Linked DNA regions of Homo sapiens: region 1 is linked to region 2. Evidence: chromatin loops called from intact Hi-C (ENCODE). Cell type or tissue: PC-3. All regions are shown on one strand. Region 1 overlaps EPHA5 (EPH receptor A5). Region 2 overlaps EPHA5 (EPH receptor A5).

Evidence for each region. Peaks named below come from ENCODE experiments on the same cell type or tissue, not always from the same donor. Only the 100,000 strongest peaks of a DNase experiment are listed, where the experiment ranks them.
Region 1: a loop joins it to region 2, with 2.4 times the contacts of the local background. A loop is called at or near these places in 2 of 110 quality-filtered maps.

What each region holds. Positions count from the first base shown.
Region 1 is chr4:65,413,620-65,421,619 of GRCh38, forward strand. EPHA5 (EPH receptor A5) reads right to left here. Exons shown (of 17, transcript NM_001281766.3): 6 at 6,822-6,946; 7 at 665-824. Among named protein-coding and RNA genes, the nearest start is that of LINC02835, 180 kb to the left of the region's middle. In PC-3, no CTCF peak of the experiment used is centred here; a DNase peak (open chromatin) is centred at 3,362; H3K4me3 peaks cover 615 bases; H3K27ac peaks cover 754 bases.
Region 2 is chr4:65,498,623-65,506,622 of GRCh38, forward strand. The region is part of intron 3 of EPHA5 (EPH receptor A5); the gene reads right to left. Among named protein-coding and RNA genes, the nearest start is that of EPHA5-AS1, 170 kb to the right of the region's middle. In PC-3, no CTCF peak of the experiment used is centred here; DNase peaks (open chromatin) are centred at 179 and 3,839; H3K4me3 peaks cover 1,000 bases; H3K27ac peaks cover 2,619 bases.

The DNA.
Region 1 (8,000 bases), 85 kb before region 2:
AATACTGTGTATTTCCTCACAAATAACTTTAATAGCGTCTATTTCTGTCTTCGAATTCTTCTTTCAATGTGTTTAGGGCAAGTAAGTAACATAAATATTTTGTTGAAATTAAAGGAAAATATTTTACGCTATTTTTATAGAGAAAAAAGTGATTCAAAAAGGGTGCTCCAAAAAATATTCCCAGATTCTCCACTTAAAGACAGTGCCAGAGATTTAATATATTTTATGAGATCAGATTAGTTCCTGAGAGCACCATTTTCTTGCCAAACTCACTGCTAAAGAAAGCTCCCTGTGGAATTTTCAAAGAAAGACTAAACCTAGTAGCCTAGTTCAATAAAACGACTAAAAAAGTAAATGGGAATAATTCAATAAAGTATGGCAGCAGTAGAAAGAAAGTCTTTAAAAGCAAGTTTAAACATTTTTAAAGTATCTCCTGAAGTACCATCTCCCAGAAGACTGAATGCAATGAGGAGCACGGACCAACGTGTTAACCTGCCGACCTACCATAATAGCATGACAGATGCTTCCTACCTGAAGGGGTCATGCCTGGGAGAGAGAGAGGGAGAGTGAGACTGACAGAGTGCCCAGGGAGGGTATTGATCCACTGACTCTTTTCTGGTAACCATTACTGAGACATGAGCTGACAGTAATTAAAATGACTTACACACTGGGGTGGTTTCAAACTCAAATCTTCGACTGAAGACACCATAGCCTGCTGCTGTACGTGCTCGAATTTGGAAGACATAAACTGAAGCTGGTTTCAAGCCCTCTGCAGTAATAGTTGTCTCTTTAGATTTGATAATCGTGTAGCTGGTCTCTTGGTCCTTGGGATGCGCATGCATATACAATAAAAAAGACAGCATATAAATTACTAATGACAGCAAAATTTAGAATCATAGATCAGAAAATGAATCAGAAACCAAAGGACTCTATTAGTACAAATATAACATTTTAGAAAAAAATCCTACACATCCTAGGTGTGCTATTTACATAGAATATTAAAGTCTTTTCTAGAACTCAAGGTGGTGGGTGACATACTGTCCACCCATCCGGAATACATGTCTTCGGCAGTAATAAATTTCTAAAACTTTGAAAACATAATGTTGTAGGAGACTGATTATTTTACAGACTCTATTTTAGTATTGTTATTTTTGTGCTTTTTTTCCCTCCAATATAGTTAATCGGAGCATGTCTAACATACTGCCTATTCATACAGAAAGTTAACAACATCTCCCATTCTGTGAGGTAAGACTTATGCTTTAACTCATTAGTGAATTCAATTTCTAATTGTATTTAGTTCTTAAGGTAAGAAATTAGTACTTCACTGGTGAAATTTAATTTCAATTCACTAAGTCTAAATAGAAAGCATTAAAGAAAAATGCAGATAAGCAAAACGTTTTTATTTATCTTTGAAAATGTCCTGATTTGGAGGGGCTAAGTTAATGGAGATGTACTAGGAAAAAAATTACTGGAAAGATAGTTTTGGGAACTGAAACAAAGAGGAACTTTTTATTTTGATGCCAACAAAAGTTTAGACTAACCATCCATAGCTCCTTATTATCTCTGTGAAGTTACCACACCAACTTTACCATGGATACAGAAATCACATGCTCAAATATAACGGGTCCATTTTTGCTTTTATATTCAGTTTCCTTATCAGTAAAACTGGGTAGAGACTTGCTTGGGTTTCCTCACAGAGATGTTGTAAAAATATAACAGGTAACATATGTGAAAACAGTTCATAAACTACAATATATGTTTTAATTTTCATAATTATTTTAAATATTTGTAATTCTTTCTTATATGTAATGTCAAAGTTAACTACCACTAATACTATCTAAAATATACAATCTATAAACATTTTTCTTTTAAAGCAATTTACCATTCCTTTTGTAATATGTTTAATCATATAAAATTATCTTAGAGTTAAGTAGGTCCAAAATTCTCTCTAAATAGGTATGGTATAATTTATAAGCCAAATAGCACATTTTCTGATTCATCCTAGGCAAATGATTGATCTTTAATTTTTTAAACTGCAAATTAATTTAATTATCTAAACTTTCATATATTTAGGAAATTTTATTAAATTTGAGCCAAGGATTCAAAGTAGGTAATTAAATCTTGTAAAACTTTACCTAATAATACCAGGAAATTTCTTCATTGACAAACGTGTAATGCTCTTCCATTATCCACTCTATTACCCCTTCTGTATGCTAGGATCATAGCAGTAAAAAGCAAATAATTTCTTAATGTGTTCCTTTTAACAACTGTAAACAGCTTCTATAAACTATGACAGTTACTAATTTTTCTGAGAATGCACAGGTTCTTAATGGAATAAACCTGATAATATTATTTATTATTTCTCCATATTATTGAAAAATATTATTTTCCCATATTGTTTAAAAGCAATATTTCTCAATAATATTCAACTTTCCAGTCTGGCTATGATTGCAGTAGTAACTCTCAGTAAGTAAGTTAAATGTCTGTTTGCTGATATTTGTTTAAAGAAAATTTAACTTAAAGAAAAAATCTAGTCAGAATTTAAGTATAAAATTCTGATAGACTTTATAAAATTTTCATTTTTACGTAAAGGATTAACATTTATAATATAAACAATTAAAAGAAGGCCTCAATGACAGCATTAGAATTCCAGCCATATTATTAAGTAGATGAGAAAATGTGGGTAAACAACTCTGAACCTCAGTTTTTTCTTCCTTAAAATGGAGATAAAATTATTTACCAAGAATATTGGAAGGAGATAGAGATAAAAATAATGCATGTACCACCAAGCGTAATCTCTACAAAATAGGTTCTATGTAGAATGGATTACTTTTAACTCTATAGCATGATGGTAAGTTCCCCCATTGAAAAGTAAAAAACGAAACAATTTTTAAAAGCTTCCACAGTTGTAAACACTAACTACTGAAGGTACAATGAATACATTTTGTAAAAATATTAGAAATTGATACTTTTTTGCCAAAAAGGAAACATATACAAGGAAACTGGGCTGCTGCTCCTTGAAATAAGGTGTGATCTAATATCAATTGCAGAACATTCTGTCTGATTTAACTGTTAACGTTATGTATGTCTCAGTTGTTCCTTAGCTAGAGTTTAATTGTACATTGGCTCTCTCTGAGTTTGCCATACATAAGTTATTGAAGAAAATTTAGGGAAGCATATATCTAGTGGATCAAAACCAACGAATACACATTGTGAATCATCTAAGCGTCTTCCAAAATTTAATTATGTTTCATTCCTTTAAATCACTCTCATATTGTAATTTTCTACATATCACAAACTTTATGTAAAGATTGTCAACACCCACAATTGCCCTGCTGCCAAGTCCTTGGTCAGGGCAGTGACTTTTCCTGCCTTCGTGCCCCAGCTGAGCAAATGAGCTACATTCCCCAGCTGCTTAGCAAACACTGTTCACATGCAGTGAGGGGACGGCCTCAGCAGAAGGAGCCAGCTGGCAAACACCCTGCCAAGGGGCAGCTTCCCTTTGCCTCTGCCTTTAATTAAGAGATGGCAATGAGCCCATCATCACACGGTAGCAGAGAAGCCCAATGACCTCTATTAGAGCAGGGCAATCACAGGCAGAAATGCCAGCTGGCAAATGCATGTGCCCTGGAAAGCTCTGCCACCTGTGTCTGGCCAAAAGCCATCCAATAAATGGTGGTGTCATTCTGAAAGCTCAAAATCAGCTTTGAAAACCTATCAGGACCCCTAACTCAATACATGGTATAAAAACTCATAATCCATTTTTTTTATAAATGAAAGTCTTTAAAAAATCTTTATAGGTATAATGTAGATATGCTCAAATATTTGGCTCACACACGATGGTCCGGGAATTAATACTTTTATTTTAAAAAGGAAAACACTGACCAAAATAATCACTTCCACCAATATATTATATAAAGATTTTTCTGCTTTTAATGAATGTAAATAGGCAACTTATTATTAATTTATTGGAAATATGTTTAGAAACCTTTTTCCCAAGTCATTTTTTCTTAATTTGAGTTATACAGATCATATAATGGAATATACAGCATTAAATTTGAACTATTAAATATAAGACCAAATCATACTGAGATAAATGTAACTCAAAAAAAATTAAACTATAAAGAAAATAATATCACAATGTGGATAAATATTTAATAGAAACTCCTCCCTACCACTTGTTGAATAACTCTTTGTTGTAACAGAAGCAGCAACGTTTTTTAAAAAGATAAATTCTTCTTAATATTGAATATTATATACATAATGAAACTAATGCATATGCTGGGAAGTGGTCACAAAAATATCAAAGGTTATTCATAAGGGGAAAAAAAATAGGATGCTTTCCTCAAGGACAAAAAAGAAAGCCAGCATTAATCCAGCTAGTTGATTCAGAGATAAAAGAAAATGTAAGTACTTGTTAAACTTTTAGTCTCCCAGCTATTAACCCTTATTGCATCTCAGATAGTCAAATATACAGTTTTTGGTGACTGGATGTTTTACAATTCTATTTTGCATTTTACCTTCTTTTAAAATCAACTTTAATCGCAATGAAAATTGAGAAACAATGTTCACAACAGAATTCAGCATGTGTTAATATATATTTATATAACTCTACATAGCTTTGCATCAGTATAGAGTAACAAAGGTTACAAAAACTTGAATAAGAAATATAAACCTTAATTTTACAAATTGTTTTTTGATATAGCCTATGTTTAAATTGTAGACCTCTGGAATTTGCAATGCTGTTTGTTACTAGTAATCTCACGGGAACAGTAATCAGTGAGAAAGTTTAATGTCACTATATTCCACTTGATTAACTACAGTTTTGTTGACAATAAACAGTGTTAACCATATCCCAACATAACTTTGTCTCAGAGGTATTCTCTAAGAGCATTTTTGGTGAATAATGTATTTAATAACCTATTTTTGAAGTATGTGTCATCATTTATGTTTCGGAATTATCTGATAGTTGCATTTAATACTACCAGTAAGACATTCCTAGAAAGATGACTATTTCAAAAATCGTTGACTATTTATCTACTAGTAAAATCAATATACGAACATTGTAGAAACATTAAAAACCTGTAAATATGTAGATAGCCTTTCTCCATCCCTCCCCATTGTTTTATTCTTTGTTGTATTTTTACACAGGCAATTGTTGAATCAATGAATGAAAGAAGAAAATTTATTTTTGAATTTTGTATACTGTGACAAATTAACATTCAATACACTTACCTAAACTCTTTTTTTTTTTTTTTTTTTTTTTTTTTTTTTTTGCTTCGAGACTGAGTTTTGCTCTTGTTGCCCAGACTGGAGTGCAATGGTGCGATCTTGGCTCACTGCAACCTCCGCTTCCTGGGTTCAAGCAATTCTCCTGCCTCAGCCTCCTGAGCAGCTGGGATTACAGGTGCCCGCTACCACACCCAGCTAATTTTTTGTATTTTTAGTATAGACAGGGTTTCACTACGTTGGGCAGGCTGGTCTCGAACTACTGACCTCAGGCGACCACCCGCCTCAGCCTTCCAAAGTTCTGGAATTACAGGCATGAGCCACCGCACCCGGCCCTAAACTCTTTTATCTATGCATGTATATATGTATATATATAGTTGCACTTTTAAGTAATTTTCATTAATAGGACATTAGCATTTTTCATGATGGTGAGGAGAACCATTTATTCTCCCTCTCTTTTCCAATGCCCTAGCTTGGGCAAGTTCTTAGGTATTGTAAAGTAAGATTTTGTATTTCCTACCATCCCTTTTACTCTTCCAGAAAAAACGAAGGAGTGATGTCTCTGTGAGTCTGGAAAAGCAATTGAGTAAGTAGCGTGGTTCAGTCCTTCTCTTCTTTTTTGGGATCTGCATGTCTGCATTTTTTACTTGTTCATTTCTATTCCTACCTCCATAGGACCAATATTTCTAGCTCAGACTCTCCAACCCACTTCTCAAAGGCTGGTTTGGGTACCCATCTATCTTTAGCTCCTCTTTTAGAATTCAGGTTGTCCTAAGGTGCGTATGCCATTCAGGTCCAGCCAGTAGAAAAATCACAGATGAATGGGGCGGGAGTAGTAGGAAGACTCATGGTGGCTACATCTCTGAGCCACATACTCCAGCCCAGTTTTAGAAATTAGAAGCTTTTTCAGCTTCCATCTGTATGACTCTTTCATCAATAGCTCACTTGCTTGTGAATTCAGAAAAGAGGAAAAGAGTTTATTACAACCTTGAGACCTCGACAGCTATTACGGTAAAATGTTTAAAAGTGGCTATAAGAGACTCAGAGAACAAGGGGAAATCAAGAAAATATAGGGAACGTGATGCATACATTTTTTATTTTTTACCTGAAATTTAAACATAAATTTTATACTACAGTGCCAGATGTTTGCTAAGAATCTTTAAAAAATGTATGTGATATATGTGTCTCATCTTTTTTCTTATCTCCTTAACAGTATAGGTGTTATGTTGAGTTACTGGCCATAAGCACACATTTCTCTGTTAGCACACTGCAGTCACTACTGAAAGTCTATAGCTTAAGTATTTGTAACACTTTCAAATGCCCTATGACTTCATCTTTTAATGCTGTGCAACTCAGTTAAGCCAATATTAGACTATATGGCTATATCTAAGCAGTGTAAACTATGTGGCAGCAGCAGAACATGAATAGAGAGCTCCCTGTACACTTCTAGCCTCCATAATTATGACTGCAGAATCAATTGTCATTGATTTACACATAAAATTGCAACATACTCTTCTGCAAGTTGGATAATTGTAGTTGCTAAAATGAAAAAAAAAAGAAAGTGAGGACATTTTTTATTCTGTTAGTCTTACCTTTTCAAAATACTTGATTTCATACTCTAGGATGATTCCATTGGGACGATCTGGTTCTTGCCAAGACAAAGAGATGCTGTTTTTTGCAATTTTCCCTTTTTTCACATTGGTGACTGGAGATGGAGCTGCAAAATAGTTTAAATAAGGAGCAGTATGATTAATAAGGCCCTAAAAGTAAACCTGTTATGTTTATTACGTATATTGGCATTTTGAGAACGTAGCAATATAAAAAAAATCCCAATTAAATTTTAGTTTTTCTATATAAGGTTTAAAGATTGTGAAGATTTTTTACAAATATAAATCAGCTAAATATCCTCAGGATTTTTTCATAATAAAACTATTTGTATTCTATATTGTTTCCAAGTTGTTTAGAAACATAAATTATTTTATTTCATAATTTATAGAATAAAGATATTCCTGATTATTTTATGTATCTTCTACATTTCTAAAATGTATGAGCTCTATATGACATATCCCATTATGCTAATAGATACATGATTATATTACTGCATTTGCACAACACAAACTCTCTTTTATAATTTATTACATTTGAAATTACATGGATCCTAAAATCATTAATAAATGTATATATTAAACATGGGCAGGTTCCTTAAGAAACATGCCACCAAAGATATGATACACTTTAAAATAAGAGCAAATAAAATAAACTTTTTTTATTCTCGTTTTTCTCATATATTTCCTTAGAAATCATAATCACTTCTGGTGATCATCACAATTTTATATCGGGTCTATGAAACCACCACTTGTCTAATGAAAATAGGACTTATATATCTGCTCTTTCGGGTATGTCTGGATATTTTGAGTTTGCAAAACATCTGAATATTTGAGTCAAAGTTCTTTTTATCAATCTGCTGATATATGTATAGATAACATGTCTAAAAGACATGGCAACATAGAATAGTAATCTATGGGCCTCCTAGTTCACTGTAGTGTTTATTGAAAAGTACTAACATTACTGAAATAGAAACAACAGAGGGTTAAGTAAGACAATGAAGTTTTGAATATATTTTGTTCAGTAGTGAATATCTGTATGAATTATTTTGAATCATGAATTATGCTCAATTTCCCATTATCACTACATATGTTTCATAACACAACAGTAAAAATCGCAGAGAAAGACTAAGTCTTCAAAGTTCTTCACTCACTTTACTATAGTAA
Region 2 (8,000 bases):
GTATTTAATGGGTTAGATGACTTAGTGGAAAATCGTAAGAGTGACTGTAAGGTATTTGGCTTAAACTTTACAGAAAATACTGGTGCCATTTTCTCAGAGAACAGGACATGAAATGTGTTGGAGAAGATAATGAGTAATATGTAAGGCATTATTTAATTTGAGGTGGTTGAAGTAATGCAAATAGATGTTTAGAGAGAAAAAAAACCTGTGTGGTTCAATATTATCCAAGAAAAATGTCATAAACTGTAATTATTCATCACCTTCAAATCATGACCCTAAATTCCAAGGGGTCATAGTACCCTGCTAGACAAACTTATATTATTCCCTTAGTTAACTTCATTTCCAACATCAACAGGATTTTCTTGTAGCATCGCCTCTTATTCAAACTCATATTATTCCCTTAGTTAACTTCATTTCCAACATCAACAGGATTTTCTTGTAGCATCTCCTGTTCCTTCAAGCTCCTTATGAGCTCTGTTTCTGTTACTATCAGCTGATACAGTCATTTGTCTTGAGAAAATAAAAGTTGTCAGAAGGAAACTTTCTCATTTTCCTACCATCAAATCTCCAAACCTATATGTCATGGTACCCATCTTCTCTACCTTTATTTCTATCAAAATAGAATAAAATGTATCCTTCTTCATATCAAATAAAATTATCTGTATTTGAATTAGGAACCCCCACTCTGCTCTCTGAGGTGAAGCTTCCAAGTAGCTACAATTCTTTTAAGATGCTCAAAAACAAAGCAAAACAAAACAAACAACAAAACTATCAATCTCACATGATTCCAATTTTCCCAGTTTTATTCCACTTTCAGGATATGATTTCTTAAATTATTTTCCATATATACATCTGTAGTTCCTCATTCTAAATCACATGATGACTCACTCCACTCCATTGATACCTCTCAATGAAAACTATTTTTGTTGAGATTGCAGTTACTTTCTTGCCGTACTCACTTCTCAGCAATATTTGACATGCCCTCTTTTAGGAAACTCCAGATATTTTCATTACAAAATGCTAGCATAGCCTACAAGTTTCCAAGTAATATTTAAAAACTCTTTAAAGGCAGTCTCCTACCATACTCATTGTCTCCATCCATCTACTTATTTCCTGTATTTGAGAAACTTTTCTTCTGCCTCTGAACACTGTAGGAAAAGCATTCTGGGCCAAAAGACAAGACATGTAAATAAATAAATGTATAATCTTTTTTTTTTTTTGAAAAAGCTTGTAGTCCACGATAAGAGATTTGAATTTAATCTGAAACAATTTGGAAGACACTGAAGATATAATTCGTTTTTTGAGTCCACACTTTCTGTCAAGAACTGTGACAAAACATGTTTGAGTTGTGTGAGGAAAAAAATGTTCTTCACACCCATGAAGATACAAGTGTATTTCATGGGTGGAATAATAAATAATAATAATGAACAAACAATGATAGAGGCAAAATTGATATTTTACATTTTAATCATGATAATATTTAAGAAATAATTATCTAGATAAGTAGTACAATTTATTTAAATACCAATCCAAAATGGTTTATTAAAAATAAACGAAGCTTCTGGAGCAAACTTGTTTCATATGATGTCTGTACATTACCTAAATATCATTTAGAAAACATTATGCCAGTCATTTAAGTTGAGCAAAGAGTAGAAGACAAAAAATGCACCCATATTGACATGTTTCATGAGACTATTGTGACAAACTCCTGGGGGAAAGAAAATTATGTTTAAGAATTATTTCTACCCATGCTTGAAGGCTCGTTTTTTAAATGCAACCATTTCCATAGTATATATGCTAATCTGCAAGAATACATGTTGTTTCCCCACTTATCCTTTAAACCTTTGAGCCATATATTTAGCACCTATTTAGAAATTTGCTGTATAATCTTATGAGAAATTGTTTAAAGATTCTCAAAATTACCAAAAAAAAAAATTAAACTGACAAATTGCATCGATTTTTCGCCATATTTTCAATTAAATTTCTTTTAATGTCTCCAATATATTTTACCCTTAAAGAGCTATTAACCTTGGGATAACTAAGTATATTCACTTCATAATTCAAAGTCAATACTCCAGAAATATGGCCCACCAAGAAAATGTTTTAAAAATATTAATATATATAATAATTACTGTTTTAATACTTTAAAATACTATACTTCTTTCCATTACAATTAAAATATACAGCCATATATGTGTGCGTATATATATATATATATGCATACTATACATATAAAGGAAATTGAGTTAAAAAGGCACAGACTATCGTTGTTTGCAGTGTACAAGATATAATTAACTTTCAAAAGCATTGCTGGCCTTATCTAAGTATGTTTTATTGAGAAAGAAAATCACTATGAACAAGATTTATTCCCATAGCTCTATCATATGTGAATTATCAGAGGATATAAGCTAAGCTAAGTGAATTATATTTATTTAATACATTTTTCAAAATAAGGTACTCAGAAGATAGTTTAGTGTGGGTTTAAAATATGTGTTTGCTAAGAAAAACAAAATGCTATAAGGGAATTAAAACTCAAAACATGTCATATTTTATATAGTATAAATATTATTGCTTATACCAAAATTTAACATTAACAGCATTTTATCTTCATATTTAAAACATTGGAAGTGTAGCCAGAGCAATTAGGCAAGAGAAACAAATAAAAGGCATCCAAATAGGAAAAGAAGTCAAACTACTTCTCTTCACTGACAATGTTATTATGTACTTAGAAAACCCTAGAAACTTCACCAAAAGTCTCCTGGATCTGATAAATGACATCAGTAAACCTTCAGGATGCAAAATCAATGTATAAAAATCAGTAGCATTTCGATATATCCATAACATTCAAGCTGAGAGCCAAATCGAGAATGCCCCATTCACAATAGCCACAAAAAGAATAAAATACCTAGGAATACATTGAACCAAGGAGGTGAAAGATATATACAAGAATAACTACAAAACACTATTGAAAGAAATCGTAGGTGACACAAACAAATGGAAAAACATTCCATACTTATGGATCAGAGGAATCAACATCATTAAAATGCCATACTACGCAAACCAATGTACAGATTCAATACTATTTCTATTAAACTACTGATATCATTTTCACAGAATCAGAAAAAACTTTTCCAAAATTCATATGGAAACAAAATGCGCCCAAATAGCTGAAGTAATCTTAAGCCAAAAGGAACAAAGTGAGTGGCATTACATTACCCAACTTCAAAATACAGTATAAGGTTCCAGTAAGTGAAATAGCACGGTACTGGTAGAAAAACAGACACATAAACGAATGGAACATAATAGAGAATCCAGAATAAAACTGCACACCTACAACCTTTTGATCTTTTACAAAGCCAACAAAAATAAGCAATAGGGGAAAAACTTCCCATTCAATAAATGGTGCTGGGATAGCTGGCTAGCTATATGCAGAAGAATGAAACTAAACCCCTACATTTTACTATGTACAAAAATTAATTCAAGATGAACTAAAGACTTAAATTTCATGTCTCAAACTATAAAAATCCTAGAAGAAAACATTAGGAAACACCATTCTAGACATTGACTTTGAAAAAAAGAATGTATGACTAAGTCTTTACAAGCAATTGTAACAAAAACAAAAATGAAAAGCGGGATCTAAGTAAACTAAAGAGCTTCTGCACAGCAAGAAAAACTATTAGCAAAGTAAACAGACAACCTGCAGAATGAAAAAAAATTGCAAACTATGCATCTGACAAAGATCTAATATCCAGACTCCCTAAGGAACTTAAACAATTAAACAAGCAAAAAAAAAATATATAGCCCCATTAAAAAGCAGGCAAAATACATGAACAAACACTTCTCAAAAGAAAAGATACAGTCAACAAACATGAAAAAAATGCTCTACATCACCAATCGGAGAGATGCAAATCAAAACCACAATGAGATACCATCTCACAATAGTCACTATGGTCATTATTTAAAAGTCAGAAAACAACAGATGATGGTGAGGCTGTGGAGAAAAGGAAATGCTTATACACTGTTGGTTGGAATGTAATTAGTTCATCACTATGGAAAGCAGTTTGGAGATTTCTCAAATAACTGAAAACAGAACTATTACTCAACCCAGTGATTCTATTACTGGGTATATCCAAAAGAAAATAAGTTGTTCTGACAAAAAGATATATGTGTTCATATGATCAGTGCAGTACTAATCAATATCAATGGTGTAGTATTAAATAGCAAAGGCATGAATCAACCTAGGTTTCCACCAATGGTGGACTGGATAAAGAAGATGTGGTACAAGTACCGCATGGAATACTACACAACCATAAAAAAAGAACAAAATCATGTCCTTTGCAGCAACATGGATGTGACTGGAAGCTATTATCCTAAGTGAACTGATGCAGGAACAGAAAACCAAATACAACATATTCTCACTTATAAGTGGGAGCTAAACTTTGTGTACCCATGAACATAAAGATGGCAACAATAGACTCTAGGCACTACTAGAGGGAAGAAGGAGGAAGGAAGTTGAGTCAGGGATGAAAAGCTAACTGTTGGGTACTATGTTCACTACCTGAGTGATGGGATCATGGTATCCCAAATCTCACCATCACGTAATATATCCGTGTACCAACAAACCTGTACATGTAACCCCTGAATCTAAGAGACAATTTGAAATTATTTTTTAAAAATGTCTTCTCAGTATGAAAGTTGTTATTAGGTTAAAACATTGATACAATTAAAATAAATTTAAACTACGAGCTCTAAAATTTGGCAACGTCTCTTGAATAATATCAAACAGAAACAGGAAATAGGTCCTACTTGAGAATCTAGGGTTAACTGGCTAACTAGAATGTAAGTTTAAATGATTGAAAACAATAAGGCTAATTGTAACATTAGAATATTACATAAGAAAAGGACAGGAATACTATTGAAAAATCATTAAATCTCTCAATACAATGTATTTTTAATTTATGCTCACCAAATATTGGCAGAAATTCAAAGATAATATAATATTTATAAATGAAACATAAAATAAATTTGGTTACATATTCATTCATCTACAATATGTAATAAATCAGAATTTCCTGCCATGAACTGTACTGAACATGGAATATACAAATATAATTAAGACATTTTTCTTACCATTGTGTCATTAAATAACTTAGTTGTGTGGCAATCACTTATACATTACCCGTCACATATTTAGAAACACACTAATTGCTTAATGGTGTTTAATATTAACATACACATTTTTAAAAAGTCATTCAAGACAATTTTAATAGCATTCATGTGTGTGATACACACACACACACACACACACACACACACACACACATATATTTAACCAAATTGTGGACCATCAGTAACAGGTATATGTATATGTTGTAATGTGTATATATGTAATATAAATGGTAGTGTGTGTACATATAAATAAAATCATAAATAAAATAAAGCTGTGTAAAGTATTAGAAATTGATTAGGATTATCAATTTCACATTTTTATATTGTTACATCTATATATTTTATAGAAGTGTTTTATCACATAGTATCAATGATTAATTATAATACTAATTTCCTTCCCATAATTCAGAGAAAGAGATTATTACCTCATTTAGTATTCCAAAAATGGCAAAATACTTTTAAATTTGGTAAAAATTTATTATGTACCAGATGTCACTCCCTGTTTTATTTTTAAAATAACAACTTCTATACTCCATTACCAGCAAAGTTAGAAAATTTTAAAATATATTGAAAAATATATATATATATATAGATAGAACAAATTCACCAAATAATCTAGGACAGAAAGTTTGTCATGCTCAAGTGAAGTACATTGATTTGATTGTTATACATTTCTAAACTATTCACTGACAAATAATGTAGCCTCCTAAGATAAAATAGTTAAGCTGAACTAATTTCAGTTTTACAAGTCTAAATGCCAAGGGTATGGAAAAATATTTATGGAAAGACATTCTGTAGTGATGTGATGGTGTATGTCTCCATCTCGACAATGCGGATGTGCTTGACATATAGTAGCTAAACATGAAGCTCATTTTGGCCTAGAATGAACTGACACATGGCTTTTTGACTGCAGACTATCGTAAATCACAATATTACTTTTTGTTTATCTAATTGAACCTCCACTGAAATAAAAGCCACATGATTTCAGCCATTCTTCAAAGGTTTCTAGGAACAATTTGTATAATATAAATACTTATCATAAATAATATAATTCAGGTATCTTTCAAAGCAGAGTTGATTTCCCCTTGATCATTGATTCCTCTATAGCACTAAGTTCTTTTAGATAAATTTACGTTTTTATTTTACTTAAGATGCTAAGCAGTTCTTCTATCCCAAACAAATAAATGTGAATTAGTTAAGAAATAAGAGTACTTCAATAATAGTGTGTATAAGGGTATATATAAAAATGTAAGCTTGTCTATGTGCAAAACATTTTAAGTATTTGGTTACATATTTCCCACTTCATCACAAATTTTAATTAGATAAAGATTTGAGAATTGGAAAGAAGTATTTCTGCTGTCAAAATGAACAGACTTGGAAAGAACACACTAAAAGACTAGGAAAAGTTAGAATAAGCTACGTTTGAATTAAGCATTATGCCTTCTCTACTCTTAAACTTTTATTTCTTCTACTTCATAGAAAAAAGATATCTATCTGAATGAGAGTTCATCTTGACACAAACATACTATTAATGCTTGTTTTATTGTGTCATTTTGGTCTTATGAACAAATGGCACTTTTGAACAGATTTAACAACTTAAATTCTTCATAAAAACAAGAAGCATCCACTGTCAAATGAGTTTAATAAATCCAGTTTCTTGTGAATTTGTACTTTAGAAAAGCAGAAAATTGAATTAAATTAAATTAAATGACTTTTAAATTTTAAGTGATAAAGCTTCTAGCACCTTATTTTACCATGCCTTCAATTAGAGAAAGCATAAAGCCAAAAATGTCAAGGGATGGTTTCTTCACAAAATATTGAGAAAATGCACTCTCACGTTAAGTTTTTAGAGCACCTAAATTTAGCTCCGTGCCTTGCAAATTTTTCAACATATTTTCATGGGTTAATTGGCAAGCCCGAATTTATACCTCTTTTCCATCTTCTCAAGCAAAACTAGCATTTGTAATTATTTTTTAAGTTTAGGGAAAAGCCAGAAAACTATGTTTTTGAGAGTGATTTAACCAAGGGAATTTTTTTGTGAACTTTTCCTTTTATTTATTTATTTTCTTTTATTCTACTTTAAGTTTTAGGGTACATGTGCACAACGTGCAGGTTTGTTACATATGTATACATGTGCCATGTTGGTGTGCTACACCCATTGACTCGTCATTTAACATTAGGTATATCTCCGAATGCTATCCCTCCCTGCTCTGCCCACCCCATAACAGGCCCCAGTGTGTGATGCTCCCCTTCCTGTGTCCATGTGTTGTCATTGTACAATTCCCACCTATGAGTGAGAACATGTGGTGCTTGGTCTTTTGTCCTTGCAATAGTTTGCTGAGAATGATGGTTTCCAGCTTCATCCATTCCCTACAAAGGACATGAACTCATCCTTTTTTATGGCTGCATAGTATTCCATGGTGTATATGTGCCACATTTTCTTAATCCAGTCTATCATTGTTGGACATTTGGGTTGGTTCCCAGTCTTTGCTGTTGTGAATAGTGCCACAATAAACATACGTGTGCATGTGTCTTTATTGCAGAATGATTTATAATCCTTTGGGTATATACCCAGTAATGGGATGGCTGGGTCAAATGGTATTTCTAGTTCTAGATCCCTGAGGAATCGCCACACTGTCTTCCACAATGGTTGAAGCAGTTTACAGTCCCACCAACAGTGTAAAAGTGTTCCTATTTCTCCGCATCCTCTCCAGCACCTGTTGTTTCCTGACTTTTTAATGATCGCCATTCTAACTGATGTGAGATGGTATCTCATTGTGGTTTTGATTTGCATTTCTCTGATGGCCAGTGATGATAAGCATTTTGTCATG